Regions from separate parts of the Homo sapiens genome. Here region 1 is linked to region 2. Evidence: chromatin loops called from intact Hi-C (ENCODE). Cell type or tissue: A673. All regions are shown on one strand.

Region 1 (2,500 bases), 120 kb before region 2:
AATGTGATTATTCTGGTCCTTTAAAAAGTTTCAGTACAGGCTGGGCACGGTGGCTCACGCCTGTAATCCCAGCACTTTGGGAGGTGGAGGTACACAGATCACCTGAGGTCAGGAGTTTGAGACCAGCCTGGCCAACATGACAAAACCCCGTCTCTACTAAAAACACAAAAATTAGCTGGGCATTGTGGCATGTGCCTGTAATCCCAGCTACTTGGGAGGCTGAGGCGGGAGAATCGCTTGAACCCAGGAGGTGGAGGTTGCAATGAGCAGAAACTGCACCACTGCATTCCAGCCTGGGCAACAGAGCGAAACTACATCCTCCCACCCCAACCCAAAAAACAAACAAACCCCATATCTGTATTTCAGTACAGATATACTGCATTTCACCCAACACCTGCAAACTCGAGGATCGATTACACTTTGAGAAATCAAATCCTTTGCACCCTTTGAGCTACGATTGCTTTTTCAGATCTGCTTTTTCTTCATTGCCAATTAATTTTCAGTGGCTAGAGACGCTTGATATTCAACATGAAGTTTCTATATTCTCTATGGTATGTAAATCAACACTTGAATAGCCCAATGGGACTCGCTATTTAAAGGACTTTTTGGCTCAACCGAGAACCTTTTGTGCTACAAATAGCCACCATTATTAAAAAGAGTTGAGCGGGCACATTATTTTGGGGGAGGAAAGGGTGTCAAGTATTTTCTTGAAGCAAGGCATCCCCGCCCTTAGCATAGTGGGGAACTTAGCGACCATAATTGTGAATGGCAGTATTAGAGTCTGGAGTCCCACTGGCCCTCCATGGGCAGACCTTGCCCTGTCTGGGAACTTGCACGACTGAGCCTTCTCAGAGCTCACACCAGTCTTTGGTTCCTGGGGAGCAAAAAGACAACACCTCCAGAGAGCTGCAAGAAGGAACTCGCAGAAGCCGGGGCCAGCAGGGGGCGCTGTGGGGTTTCTAATTTGGGAGCCTCCTAAGTCTACCCAAAGGAAGCCTTTGAAAGGCCCGCAAATCAATTCCCGCTTTCTTCCCAGATCATCACGATTTGTACAAAATAGAAATGCAGAGGACCCAAACTTGCTGAGCTAGCTCACGAGCACAGCCACCTCCCCCAAAGTCCTCTTGAACGAGGCAGAGGGTGGCCGTGCAGACAAGGAGCAGGCATGGGAACGTGGCTGGCAGGTGGGCTAGAATGCAAGGTGGGCCCAGGCTCTGGCCCTGCTGGGAGTTTAACCAAGGGGACTGACTCTGCATGCCGCTTGCTGAGAACCCTGGCAGAATGGCTGTGGGGCCCCAGGGCACCTTGGTGGACTGGTCTTTGATGCTTTGCTGGGAAGCCGACCCTCTGGGCGATAGCACTGGCTCAGAAACCAATTGTCTTAAATCTCAGTTCTGCTGAGCTTTGTAAGTAGAGAATTTTTAGCATTTCATTATTATTTTTATTTTTTTTTGAGATGGAGTCTCTCTCTGTTGCCCAGGCTGGAGTGCAGTCCACCTCCTGGGTTCAAGAGATTCTCCTGCCTCAGCCTCCCGAGTAGCTGGGATTACAGTAGCCCGCCACCATGCCCGGCTAGTTTTTGTACTTTTAGCAGAGACAGGGTTTAACCATGATGGCCAGGCTGGTCTCAAATTCCTGATTTCAGATGATCCACCGCCTCAACCTCCCAAAGTGCTAGGATTACAGGTGTGAGCCACCACGCCTGGCCTATTTTTTATTTTTTCTTCAAGCTTGGGACACATATGGGCCATATGAGAAGTACAGGGAGAAGGGGAAGAGGCAATGGAACAGCAGCAGCCATTTGGGCCCTATTCCCTTCTCCCCCCGAGTGTCCCCTCTGTGTGACTTATGTCTAGCCACATCCAGAAGCATCACATATACACACATGCTTGGCGGTGGCTCAATGATAGGTTTGCAGATGAAAGAATAATTTGCTAATGTCCAGCATTAAATGGAAAAAAAAAAACAGAAAATGTGCATTCTTCAGTGAAAAGAGTAAATATTGTCACCTGTGAACTGCTCAAGGTAACAAGGTTCATTCATTCCACACCTGTACATCATGTGTCAGGCACTGTTCTAGGCACTGGTGAGAGAGGGGAAGGACAGCAAAGTGCCCTATTCTCATTGAGAAGTCACTTAAAGGATCTCAGGTGGGGTTGGTGATGTGGACGAGTGGGTGGTGATGGGTTGAGGGGAGCAGGCTATGTCAGACAGGACGGTCAGGGAGACTTCTCTGGCGATTTGACACTTAAGCAGAGACGTGCAAAGACCTGCAGGCACAGCATTCCAGGGATGGGGAAGAGCACGTGCAAAGGCCCAGAGGCAGAGAAAAGGTGGCATGTTCAAGGAAGGGAAAGAAGGCTGGAGTGTTTGTTTGGAGGGTGGTAGTGGCCAGATCACAAGAGCCTCATGATGACCTGTCATGGCAAGGAGTTTGGAGGTTTCCTAAAGTCCAGCAGGAGACCATCAGGGGCTGTGAAGCTGGGGAGTGACAGGCTTC
Region 2 (2,500 bases):
GCTGTCTCCCAATGTCGTGGGCCGCCAGAGGTGAGATGAGGCGCCTATGGGCGCGCTCGCCTGCACCGCACCCTTGCCTAGCGGCGTCCCTGGGGACCCTCCCTCCGTGGTGGCTGCGTGCGCGCTTTTCTTAGGCCTGAGCGCAGGGTTTGAGCTGGGCTATGGGAGTAGAGGGAAGAATCCCATGCGTCTTTCCCAGGATTACTGGGGTAGAGATGGAGGCGAGAGCAATCTTCCGCAGCCTGTAGTACCCTGTGGGGTAGACCCCCCGGTTCCTACTGGTGGGGAAACCCTAGACCTGCGTGCGAGTCTCCCAGATCCGGTCCCAGAGCATTACAATAATGGTTTTATATATATATATATATATATATATATATATATATATATATATATATATATATATATATCAGCAACACTTCCTGCGTTATGAACGCTTACCCTGACTTCATATTCACATTTATGATTTTTTAAGGTCCTCATGACAGCCCCACGAAAAAGGTAGTTTCTCCATTTTACAGATGAGAAACTGAGGCTGGGAAAGATGAAGAGACTTACCGAAGGTCACGCAACAAGTAAAGGGTCGATCTAGGACCAGAACCCAGGGGAGTCACTGGAAAGGTTCCTGCCCTCCTCGGCTGCCTTCTCCGTGAGAGCCTCTCCTCTCTAGATGTCTACCCCAGACAGCCTGATGCGGAGCTTGGAGAGCCATGAGCTCTCTGGTCACAGTGCCCTGGGGGTGGGGGCGAGCGTCTGGCGTCCTCTGGGGCGCAGTCCCGAGAGAGCCCCTTCCGGGACCTCGGACGCAAGGCCCCTGAGTGGCCCTGGAAGTTGGATCCCCCGGGGACCCTGCTCCGAACCCTGGCCACCTGGAAGCAACCTCATCGAGCGCTCCTTCCACTGCCCAGCCCCGAACCGTGGCGGAACGCGCCCCTCGGCCTCCCTAGAGCCTCCTTTGCGGGAGAAGCACAACTTTCCCAGGTTTTGGAGACGGCGCTCTTACACCCCAATCTCGCCCAGACGGAAGAAGTGAGAGGTGCGGGCGGCCCCGCCATGACCGCGGGAGGAGAGCGCAAGGAGGCTCCTCGCAAAGTTGGAGGCCAGGCCGGAGCGATGTTCCGGGAGCGGAGCCCTCCCAGCCTCGGGCCCCCAGCCGCGGACAGCTGGCAGTGCCAAAGACTCCGCCATTACCTGCGGCTCGCAGTTGCGATTCGGCCGCAGAGTCGGGCACCGAGGAAGGCGTAAAGTTGAGCTTGGGCAGGTACAACGGTCCCCAGGGACTGGCATCCCCCAGCCCGGGCTGCCCGCGGGAGGGTAGCGAGCTGTGCCAAGGGCTCCGCCATTACCGCCAGCGCACAGCTCGGAGCCAAGCGCGCGGCTGAGGAACGACTAGGGTCTTGCAAAGTTGGAGCCTGGGCGCGTAGACCCCCGGACCGGAGCCCCCGGCCTGAGGCCGCCCGCTAGGAGGAAAATGAGGCCGCCCGAACCAAGTTGGGACGCGCAGCAAAGCCCGAGCCTTCCGCGCACACCAGGGGCTCGGGCGGGAGCGGGGAGCCCTGGGGACGGAGAAGGGGCGCGGGACGCCTGGATCAGGAACTCACCTGACGCCGAGCCGGGCAGCGCCGAGGCTGCCTCTTCGCGCTGCGCACCCGCCCGCCCGCCTCGTACTCCTCCTCTTCCTCCCGGGCGCCCGCGGCCGCCGCGCTCCGGGTTCTGAATCCTCCGAGTCCGCCGCCCCGCGCGGCTGGAGGGCGCCGGTTGCACCCACTCGCCTCCTGGTAGGAGCCGCGCGCGTCCCTCCCCTTCCCCTCCGCTTTGTGCCTCCAAGATCCCTCCCCACCCCCTCTCCCCTAGCCCCCACTCCTCCCTTCTCTTCTTCCCTCCCCTTGCGTCCCCTCCCTCAGCCTCAGCGAACCCAAGTTCGGGACGGAGGCTGCGGGCTTCCCCGGCGCAGTGCTGGGCGCCCCGCGCGCGCCCCTGGCTCACCCCGTCCGCTCGGCCGCTGCTCGCTGCCCGGCCGCCCCTCGGAGGAGCCGCGGCGCTAAGTAGCTCCTCACCCAGCGGCTGGAAACGCGGCATAAATATGTAGGGACTGAGCCGTGAGCTCAGCGAGGGTCGTGAGGGGGAATTTATTTCTTAATGTCCCTCCTTTATCCTATCATCACTGAAACGAATTAGCAGTGACGTCCAACCCGACTGGTTTATGGGTGTGGGGAGGGAGACGTCGCAACCCTCATTAAAAGAGCCGCTCTGGGCTCCAAAGCATACATCTTTTATATAACCTAATTTCCATTTTTTTTTTTCTATCAGGAAACACACACACACACACACACACACACATACACACACACACACACACACACACACACACACAATGACAATTTCTGGGAGCCTGGATAGGGCTGAATGTAGTAGCCACGCAGGGCAGGGCAGGTCTATTTGGGCAGAGAAGGCCCCATGGGAGGCAGGGATGGTTATTTCTGCCTCTACATCAGTGTTGGGA

Evidence for each region. Hi-C counts contacts between places; a loop is a spot of excess contacts. Peaks named below come from ENCODE experiments on the same cell type or tissue, not always from the same donor. Only the 100,000 strongest peaks of a DNase experiment are listed, where the experiment ranks them.
Region 1: a loop joins it to region 2, with 4 times the contacts of the local background. A loop is called at or near these places in 31 of 110 quality-filtered maps.

What each region holds. Positions count from the first base shown.
Region 1 is chr12:117,235,723-117,238,222 of GRCh38, forward strand. The region is part of intron 20 of NOS1 (nitric oxide synthase 1); the gene reads right to left. Among named protein-coding and RNA genes, the nearest start is that of FBXO21, 47 kb to the left of the region's middle. RefSeq lists enhancers at 659-1,163, 1,164-1,668. In A673, a CTCF peak has its summit at 944 (motif pointing right); a DNase peak (open chromatin) is centred at 949.
Region 2 is chr12:117,359,529-117,362,028 of GRCh38, forward strand. NOS1 (nitric oxide synthase 1) reads right to left here and starts at 2,098. Exons shown (of 29, transcript NM_000620.5): 1 at 1,984-2,098. RefSeq lists promoters at 1,599-2,500, 1,599-1,759, 1,984-2,056, 2,223-2,500. In A673, no CTCF peak of the experiment used is centred here; no DNase peak of the experiment used is centred here; H3K4me3 peaks cover 1,825 bases; H3K27ac peaks cover 1,506 bases; H3K27me3 peaks cover 599 bases.